2 separate regions of the Homo sapiens genome follow, and region 2 is linked to region 1. The links are chromatin loops, found by intact Hi-C in ENCODE. Cell type or tissue: sigmoid colon. All regions are shown on one strand. Each heading gives the region's core, and the rest is flanking DNA. Links, peaks and the distances in the headings are about the cores only.

What was found. Peaks named below come from ENCODE experiments on the same cell type or tissue, not always from the same donor. Only the 100,000 strongest peaks of a DNase experiment are listed, where the experiment ranks them.
Region 2: a loop joins it to region 1, with 4 times the contacts of the local background. A loop is called at or near these places in 9 of 110 quality-filtered maps.

What each region holds. Positions count from the first base shown.
Region 1 is chr15:25,481,933-25,487,316 of GRCh38, forward strand. The region is part of intron 4 of LINC02250 (long intergenic non-protein coding RNA 2250); the gene reads right to left. Among named protein-coding and RNA genes, the nearest start is that of UBE3A, 46 kb to the left of the region's middle. In sigmoid colon, for the core only: no CTCF peak of the experiment used is centred there; no DNase peak of the experiment used is centred there.
Region 2 is chr15:25,132,266-25,137,649 of GRCh38, forward strand. The region is part of intron 61 of SNHG14 (small nucleolar RNA host gene 14); the gene reads left to right. It overlaps PWAR1 (Prader Willi/Angelman region RNA 1), which reads left to right and starts at 3,377. Exons shown (of 1, transcript NR_022009.1): 1 at 3,377-5,384. In sigmoid colon, for the core only: no CTCF peak of the experiment used is centred there; no DNase peak of the experiment used is centred there.

The sequences.
Region 1 (5,384 bases), core at 275-5,274:
TGCAAGCTGCACTCTGTACGTGTAGATGAGTGTGTGCTCATGTTTTAAAACTCTGAACATGCAAATTATTATTATTTTTTATTATACTTTAAGTTCTGGGATACATGTGCAGAACCTGCAGGTTTGTTACATAGGTATACACGTGCCATGGTGGTTTGCTGCACCCATCAACCCGTCATCTACATTAGGTATTTCTCCTAATGTTATCCCTCCCCTAGCCCCCCACCCCCGCGACAGGCCCTCGTGTGTGATGTTCCCCTCCCTGTGTCCATGTGTTCTCATTGTTCAACTCCCACTTACGAGTGAGAACATGCAGTGTTTGGTTTTCTGTTCCTGTGTTAGTTTGCTGAGAATGATGGCTTCCAGCTTCAGCCTTCCTTACACCTTATACAAAAATTAACTCAAAATGGATTAAAGACTTAAATGTGGCCAGGCTGGGTGGCTCACACCCGTAATCCCAGCAATTTGGGAGGCCGAGGTGAGTGGATCACCTGAGGTTGGGAGTTTGAGACCAGCCTGACCAACATGGAGAAACCCTGTCTCTACAAAATATACAAAACTAGCCGGGCATGGTGGCACATGCCTGTAATCCCAGCTACTCGAGAGGCTGAGGCAGGAGAATTGCTTGAATCTGGGAGGCAGAGGTTGCAGTGAGCCGAGATTGCACCATTGCACTCTAGTCTGGGCAACAAGAGTGAAACTCTGTCTCAAAAAAAAAAAAAAAAAAAAAAAAAGACTTAACATAAGGCCTAAAACCATGAAAACCCTAGAAGAAAACCTAGGCAATACCATTCAGCACATAGGCATTGGCCTAAAACATCAAAAGCAATGGCAACAAAAGCCAAAATTGACAAATGGGATCTAATTAAACTAAAGAGCTTCTGCACAGCAAAAGAAACTATCACGAGTGAACAGGCAGCCTACAGAATGGGAGAAAAGTTTTGCAATCTATCCATCTGACAAAGGGCTAATATCCAGAATCTACAAGGAACTTAAACAAATTTACAAGAAAAAATCAACCCCATCAAAAAGTGAGTGAAGAATATGAACAGACACTTCTCAAAAGAAGACATTTATGTGGCCAACAAACATATGAAAAAAAGCTCATCACCACTGGTCATTAGAGAAATGCAAATCAAAACCACAATGAGACACCATTTCACACCAGTTAGAATGGCGATCATTAAAAAGTCAGGAAGCAAATTATTTTTAATTGAAATTTGTATCGATCTAATTCCAGATTCATATGCAATTATAAGAAATAATACAGGCAGGGCACAATAGCTCATGCCTGTAATCCCAGCATTTTGGGAGGCCAAGGCAAAAGGATCCCTTGAGCCCAGGAGTTCAAGACCATCCTGGGCAACACAGCAAGACCCTGTCTCCATAAAAAGTAAAAAAATAAAAAATAAATTAGCCGAATTAGTGGCACGTGCCCATAATCCCAGCTACTCAGGAGGCTGAGGCAGGAGGATCACTTGAGCCCAGGAGACTGAGGCTGCAGTGAGCTGTGATCATGCAACTGCACTCCATCGTGGGTAAGAGTGAGACCCTGTCTCAAAACAAAATAAAATAAAGAAGAAGTAATATATAGAGATCCCATATTCACTTTCCCAGTTTTCTGTAATGGTAATATTTTGCAAATTTATAGTGTAATATCACAACCAAGATATTGACATTGATACAATCCCCCATCGATCTCAGATTTCCCCAGTTTTGTTTATACTCATTTGTGCATGTGTGTATGTCCGTGCATATGGTGTTTAGTTCTACACAATTTTATCACGTGTAGGGTTGTGTTTCCACCACCACAATCAAAATACTGAAATTTTCATCACCACTAGAACGGCTTGTGTTGCCCTATTATACCTAAATCCACTTCCCCATAGGATTCCCCATTGCCACCCCAGCCTTCAACCTCTGGCAACCACTGTTCTCCAATTCTAAAGTTTTATTTCAAAAAATGATATGGAAATGGAAACATACAGTATGAAACATTTGGGATTTTTTTTTCACTTAGCCTAATTGTCCTGGGATCCATTAAGTCATTGTGTATATCAATAATTCATTCCTTTTCATTCCTGAGTAGTATTTCATGGTATGGATGAACCACTTTGTTTAATCATTGACCCTTTCAGTCTAACTATATCTGCCAATCTCTTTTTATTGCTGTTTAAATTATTGATATTGATAAGTATTTATATGTTGGTGCTTAAGTCTACCTTTTTAATTATTTGTTTTCTGTTTGATTTCTGGTTCTCATTCCTCTGTTTATTTTCTTACCTTCCTTAGGTTATTTGAATAATTGTTTTGGATTCTACCTTGATGTGTTGTTAGTGTTTTTTTTGTTTTGTTTTGTTTTTTATACGGAGTCTTGCTCTGTCACCCAGGCTGGAGTGCAGTGGCATGATCTCGGCTCACTGCAAGCTCCGCTCCCGGGTTCACGCCATTCTCCTGCTTCAGCCTCCTGAGTAGCTGGGACTACAGGCACCCGCCACCACGCCCAGCTAATTTTTTTGTATTTTTAGTAGAGACGGGGTTTCACCGTGTTAGGCAGGATGGTCTCAATCTCCTGACCTTGTGATCCGCCCGCCTCGGCCTCCCAAAGTGCTGGGATTGCAGACGTGAGCCACCGCGCCCGGCTGTATTGTTAGTGTTTCTGTGTTTTGAATATATTTCTTTGTATAGCTTGTTTTTAGTGGGAAAAAAGTTCTTGCTGTGTTGTCCCCATTGGTCTGGAACTCATGGGCTCAAGTGATCCTCCTGCCTTAGCCTCCCAAAATGCTGGGATTACAGGCATAAGCCACCATGCCCGGCTGGCTTGAGTATTTTACGGTGTTAATGTTTTTGTTTCAATCATCAAATGTGATTTAGAAAAATCATAAGGAGGATAGTCTATTGCATGTACTCATATTTTTATTTCTTTAAAAAAATTTTTTTAGACACAGTCCTGTTCTGTCACCCAGGCTGGAGTCCAGTGGTGCAATCATAGCTCACCGCAGCCTTGACCTGCCTCAGCCTTGTGAGTAGCTGAGACCACAGGCGTGTGCCACCATGCCCGGCTTCCATATTTTCATTTCTGTTGTTTCTTCTTCTTTTCTGATGCTTCAGGATTCCCTCTTACAGTTCCTTGCTGTTTGATAAATTATCCAATCTTTAAGGATAAGTCTCCTAGGCACAAATTTTTCTTTCATTTGAGAATGTCTTTATTTTCTCTTCATTCCTGAAGGATAGTGTTCCCAGACATAAAATCTGTGGTTGAATTTTCTTTTCACTTCAAATACACGAAAAATGTTGTGCCATTTTCTTCTGGGTTCCACTGTTTCAGATAAGAAATCTACTGTCATTTCCATCATTCTTCCCCTATGGGTGATTTGTCATTTTTCTCTAGTTTCTTTCAAAATGTTTTTTCTTTGTCTTTGGTATGGATTTCTTGGGCTTATCATATTTGGGATTCACTCAGATTCTTGAATCCATAGGATTGTGTGTGTTGCCAAACTTCAGAAGTTTTCAGTCTACTCCTTCTTTCAGCCCCACTCTCTTTTCTCCTCTTCATCTGAGACTCTGATGACAGAAATGTTAGATCTATTTTACAGTTCCATAGGTCCCTGAGAATATCCTTAATATTTATTAAGGATATTTTCTGATTGTTCAGATTGGTTACTCAAATTAGGCAAATTATATCCTCAAGTTCAGCGATTCTATCCTCTGTCATCTCCATTCTACAATTAAACCCATCTAGGAAGTTGTCTTTTTTTTAAGTTTCTGTTATTGTATTTCTTAGTTCTCTAATTTCCATTTGGTCCTTTTGTGTAACTTCTGTTTCTTTGCTGAGATTTTTAAAATTGTTTTTATTTGTTTAACCGAATTTATAATTGATTGTTGAAGCATTTTTATTACAACTGTTTTAAAATCTTCATCAGATAATTCCAAATCTTGCTCATCTCAGTGTTGCTGTCAGTTGACTGTCTTTTCTTATCCAAATTGTGATTTTCTTGGTTCTTGGCAAAATGGGTGATATTTTATTGTATCCGGAACATTTTGTCTATTATATTAAGAAACTCTGGAGTCTGTTAATTTTTTTTAATTTCTTTTTTTTATTTTAGCTGGCAGTCACTCTGTTTAGGTTAAGCACTCAGGTCCTGGATTACTTTTGTGGGCTGTGGTTTTAAATCAGTTATATTTCAGAGACTTTGGTCTTTGTTTATCTATGAGGGCTGGGAATCCCACTCCCTGCTGGTGCTGTTTGAGGGACGGAACAGGTTCTCCCAGGTTGGGCTATGGAGTGTCTCTTGGAGTAGGATGGGAATCTCAGGCCAGTGGGGACAAAGAGGTTTCCTGGGCTGGGCTACTTGTCATAGTGACATCCTTCTGCTGGCTCTGCCCACCCACCAGGCAGGCAGGGAATCTCAGCACAGAGGGGTCTCTTGTTTGTATTTTCACTAGACTGTAGACCTGTGGAGGTAAGACCAAGTCTGGCTCTAGCTCCAGTGTGAAGCACAGAATACAATGTGTAACAGGGTGTGTGTGCTGGGCTGGCTGTGCTATTGTTCTCCAACACCCAAGACCTCTTTGCAATTTGGCTTATTCATATATCTCATATGGGTAACGAAATGCAAGCAGGAAAGAGTATCACTTATAGGTGAAGGCTTTGAGGGCCAGGAGAACCTTTGCTTCACACTCTTTCCTGTGTCATCATCACTGACAATGTTTCAGATGGTAGCTGTTCCATCAACCCACATCTCAGAGTCCCAGAGTAAGAATGCAGACAGCTTGAAGCAGAATCCCTGCAGATCTTGGACGGCATATTACGTGAGTGAGCAGGAAACTTTGTATGTGAATTGCAGCAATTTGGGAAGTTGTTTGTCACCACAGCATCACCTGGCCTATCCTGCAGTGAATTTTGCTTAAAGGAGAAAATGAAGAGGCAAATTTTGTTGGCTCTGGAGAGTACTAGAAATGTATAAAACCACATATCTTAAAAATTACATTCATTAAACATTTTAGTAATTCAGCTTGTATCCTCTTGTTAGACATTAACAATTGGGGTTTTACTCTAGGGAAATGAGAAACCACAGTTTGGTTTGACAGCATCTGTCTGCATTAGAGTACCTTGGTGGTCTGTGAAGACATTTGCAATATAGACTGTTTACAGTTAAAGAGAATTGCGGGGGTCTGGATATTTTCAATTGCCAGAGAAAAGCTTTCCTTCTGTCTGCGCCTCCAGGATGGATTCTAACATTAAGGATTATTGACTTGGTGGCTTTGTGCTTATCCCCAAATTATTTCTGTTCATAGATTTTGCATTTCTTTGTCATTCTTCTGTAAATTTCTGTCTCCATCCTATAGCGTTGTATTGAGTTCTCCATAGGCCAGTAATGGAA
Region 2 (5,384 bases), core at 314-5,313, 350 kb before region 1:
TTAAATCTTAACATTTTGTGCAATGTTTGCTTTGTGAAGATTGATGCTATGATATTTACCAATCATTTAGAAGAGATATTGCTGGGTGTTTTGGTAAGTTTAGGTTACTTACATATCTTATATGATGAAATCAACATTTTTTATTTGATCAACTTAATAGAGGCATCCTGTTTGAAAGAAGAAAATAACAGATCTACAAAATTCTGATTCATGTAATAAGTAACCATTATGATAATAAATGTTTTTATTTATTGAGTGCATACTGAAAAGTGGTAGGAAGATTTTGTGCTGAAATATTTGTAAACCTAGTAATTAAAAAATGTTTTGGCTGGGCTTGTTGGCTCACGCCTGTAATCCCAGCTCTTTGGGAGGCCGAGGGGGGTGGATCACTTGAGGTCAGGAGTTCGAGTTCGAGACCAGCCTGGCCAATATGGTGAAACCCTGTCTCTACTAAAAATATAAAAATTAGCCAGGCATGGTGGTGCACGCCTGTAGTCCCAGCTACTCGGGAGGCTGAGATGGGAGAGTCGCTTGAACCCAGGAAGCAGAGGTTGCCGTGAGTCAAGATTACACCATTGCACTCCAGCCTGGGTGTCGCAGTGAGACTCTGCCTCAAAAAAAAAAAAAAAAAAAAAGCTGCTAATTACCCCATGCTAAATGTGTTGTAATGGTATTAATTTGATATATAACATATATGTAACATTTTATATATGTGCTCATATGATGATACTGATAATACCTCCCTCAAATTGCTCTTTTGAGTATTAAGAAAAGTTTATATAGAAAAACCAGTTTGGAAAGGTTTGGAACATAAGGCTACAGTGATTAGATGTTGAGAACAGCAGCAATAATAGTTGTCATTATAATATCTGATTAAGGCAATATTTGCACCCAGGTATACCTTGCTTCAGAACTGTGTGATTAACCATTATACCTTGAGGCTATTCATACCCTACCTTCACTTTGTTGGCATAATCTGAAGTTTTAAACCATAATCACATATTGCATTTGCACAATTAAATTTTAAAATATATACAAATTACAGTCAAATTATTGCATTCATTTCATGACTATATTCTGTTTCCATCCATAAGTACCGTATGGTCAACAATAACATGTCAAAGAGAATTTTGTTGTCACCTCGTTTCATTGTACCATGTTCACACTGTTCTTTATCTCTTTTTTCCATTGGCAGTATTGTGTTCTCAAGAAGAATTATTCCAGAAGCACCCCTGAAATAATATATTTCCTTAATTTTGGTATTATTAGCCCTTCTTTGCTTTTCTCTATAAATTGTCCTGATCAGTCACCTCTCTCAATTATATACAACACAAAGTAGCTTAAAGGAGAAAAAAAAGGAGATAAATAACCATGTTGGGTCTGGCGTCAGGCTTAATGGAGTCCAGTAGTCCAGAATTTAAAGACACATATGACCGTTTGCTCCCTTATCTCTTAGTTCTCCATTTCTTGGTTTGGCTTAAATCTTCAGTCACTTTTTCTTTATGTGAATTTGCAAAGGGATCATTTGAAGCCCTAGATGCAATTATTACCTGCCTTGCAATCTTGGTAGGATGTGTCCTCCTTCCCTCCTCCTTGTCCATGTAAAAGTTGGTGGGTGAAGAGATGGACAAGGCTTGAGTCACTAAGACATTCACTGACCTGGGAATAACTCAGGATAGGTCTGGTCATATCCCCAATGGAGGCAATGTACCCTAATGAAAAGGTCAGGGTCACTGGTCTCATTGTCCAAGGTGTTATCTGAGCTCATGGTCTCACAACCAAGAAAATTAAGGAGTATGGACACAGGGTGAGGTTGGTTGGAGCAAAAGTTTAGTAAGCGAAAGAAGAAAGCTCTCTGCAGCAGAGAGGGGAGTCCAAGTGGATTGCCGTTTTTACAGTCATTCAAAAGCTTTTTTAAGAAACTCCTCTCATCTCTGTAGCACTTTGAGTAACTTCTCTTATCAGCAAAGCTGTCTGTACAACTCCCCTTATCTTATGCAGCTGTGGGTATGTCTCTAGGCAAGCACAAAGCGCCGCTTATTTTTGTTTGTGTAACTGAGGGTTTGTTTTAGGTAAGCCCCCTCCTTTCTGTGCAGGCTTCCAGGGAGCCCACCATGTACATATCTGAAAAGGGAAGGAAACTTTTTGCTGGGAGCTTGTTAATCATACAAAGAATAAAGGGCTTCCATGCCAGACTTTGCCTGCCTGCTTATCTATGGCTTATCTGTGCAGCTATAGCCTGAGTTTCCCCTGGCTGCTCTGTTTTTGCCTGTAGCTGTGATTTTTTCAGGCAGACAGCTTCTCTGAGGACTAGTCTCTTAGCTGTTTACTCAAGTAATTTTTCCTGTCCTTTTCCCTCACTATGATTACCAGCTCCCCTAGGACTTCATGGTCTGGAATGAAATATTCCGTGGGAGTCAGGGAAAGGGAGTTTGTTGCAAACATGTCCAGGCCAGACACTTTATATAAAGTGTCAAAGTAAAGTACACTTACATAAAGTGTAAGTGCTGCCACCACCACTAGGGTGCCAGGTACTCTAACACAAGTCTTTATTCCCATAGATGTGAGTTAACATTTATACCACCAGCTCACACTATCAAACAATCCCACGTACCCCAAATAAACACTGGTGCCTGGTGGGCAGCAACAAGCCCTCCTTCAAGGAAGGAGTTCATTTGTTGGTTTATCCAGCTGCTCCCGCTTTGCTTATGGAAGCGCTCCGTTTTCTAGGGGTCTTAGAAGCTGTAGCAGTGGTAGAAAGCCCCTTTTTTGTGGACTATTATGACTTAGGCTTTTATCAGAGCCTCAGAGAATTGCTGTTGTTTTGTTGGTTAGGCTTTAGGTTTCCAATCTGCATACACAATTCCTTTGAAGCACCAGGCTTCCAGGCAATTTGGTTGAGGGAACTTATTGGGATATGAAATATTATCAGGCACCATTTCTAATCAATGTACCTAAGTTATGACTTCAGGTTTAGAGAAAAAAAAAATTTTTTTCCCTTGGCTTCAGGCTTCCTTCTGGAGGTGATAACCTCCTAAATGGACTGTCTTTAAGGGCCTGTGGCATGTGCCCTCCTTTCAGGAAACTAGTGTATGCCTGGAGGCATTGGTAATGGCTTCTCTCATCTTACTGTGGCTTGGGAAGAATATGGCTATTGCAGATTTTCTAGTTTCATTACCACCTGACCTTCAGGCTCCTTACATGTTATAGGCAGAAAAGGTGCCTCCACAAAGTTGTGGGCTATTCTCTGCTTTCAGAAGGACAGCTGGAAATGGTACTTAATTCTTTGTAGCAGCACCATCATGAATAGCTGCCCACACCCATATACATCATTATCTTTTTTGGTGAAGACTCTAAGACTTCAGGCCATGATATCCACAAGGCTATGTTCATGCACTACTTCGGTATAATCTCAAAATAATTGCCAGCTCCCCAGTGGAACGCCTGCCTTGGTCCATGTGGAATGTGGGCATATGGTAGGATTTCCTTGGAGGAACTAGAAGAGGAACATAAAGAATGTTAGGCATATAAATTATTGTTTCTTTTTCTTCTTGTTTCTTTCCACTGAGTTATGTGTGAGCCCCCACACCCACCCTACCTTCCTGTCCTCTACCTTACTGATGCTATTTTCAGGCTGTTGTAGAATTGGGTGTGTAAAATTAAATTAGCCTTTCTCCTCTTAATATCTGTAAAATGAACAAATTTGACAAAGAAACTACCTATCTGATATATAAGAAGGTTATTAGCCTGTACCACAAGTGAAAAAGTTTCATCCTGATATATCAAAATAGTACCACTTGAAGGAAAACGTTGGGGCCATCTGTTTCTCTCATTGTAGTTAGAGTACAGATTTTTAAAATATGAGCCTCAGGCATAAAAATGCAGTATTAGCAACTCAACTTGAAGAAGCAGTTACTAGTGTCCTGGGTGGGCCCCAGGGAAAATAGTACCAACTGCCTGTTATATTTAACTGCAATTAAAAATGGCAGTGCTGGGTATCTTCTGTCTCTGGGTCATCTCCTAAAGATCCTGCAGAGGGAGCCATAGCTAGTGTAGAGGCCAGCCATAACTAGCCATGGCAAAGACCACAGGGAACGCTCTTCAACATGCTCTGCACTGATCCTCTACCCTGGTGTGGAGAAATGTCAGATTCATCACTAACAAGGTTAAAGGTGTAAATTGAGGGAAAAAAATGAGAAAAGTTATCTTTCACATAAGACTTCAGAAAGAAATTGCGTCGTCAGGTTTGGAACTGGTTTGTAATTTCATCCAGTTATTTTCATTTTAATTACTGTCACTGTTTTCTTCATCCTTGATAAACTATGAGCTCTTTGAGATTGTCTTTTTCATATCCTGATGTCAGAGCTTCCTGTATTTTCTGATCATGGTATGTGCTAAGTAAATGCAATTTTTAGCATTTTGAATGGTTTATCAAATGATTGAAGGAGTGGGTAATAATATAGATTACATATACAGTCAGCCACATATGTGTATGTATGTGTATTTGTGTGTGTGTGTGTATATGTATATACTGTTGACCCTCCGTATCAATGGGTTTCACATTTGTGGATTCATCCAATCATGGATCAAAAATATTCTTTAAAAATATGGTTGCATCTGTACTGAACAGGCACAAACTTTTTTTCTTATCATTATTCCCTAAACAATGCAGTATGACAACTATTTATCATAGCATTGACACTGCATTAGATATGATAAGTAATCTAGAGATTAAAGTATATAGGAGGATGCATGTGGATCATATGCAAATAATACACTACATCTTATATAAGGGACTTGAACATCCATGGAGTTTGGTATGTGGTGGGTGATACCTCCTCTTTGAGGAGGTGAGTATCAGAGACGCAGGTAAATATGATCCAGAGGGCAAAGAGGCATTGCCAGCCTCACACTGGCTGTCAACACCATGCTGAGTTCCACGAAAGCAGCGAGGAGAGGGTGGTGTTCTTGTTTCTGGTACAATACCTGGCATAGAGAAGATGTCACAGCAATGTTCGTCTATTGAATAAGTCACCAAAATTGTGAATGACTGAATAAATGGGCAAAGGGATTTGTTCCCTACTTGCTGTGGGAAGTTTCTTGTAGTTATGACCTCCATGAAAGAGAGACTCGTATCTGGAGAAAGTTCATAGCTGAAACCATGAGATTTAACTTTTGAAGTTATAATGGATCTATTTTTTTAACATCATAAATGAAGATTATGCAATACTGTATGTGCTTCAATTGACACAACCCCTTCCCATTCAGGGCTGATTTATGTTCTGTACTGAATGACAGGCACAGAAGTAAATGTGATAATCCTGTCCCGTCGTTACCCTTTATTGTGGTCTTGCTGTGTCCCAGCCACACACTTCATACTGTAT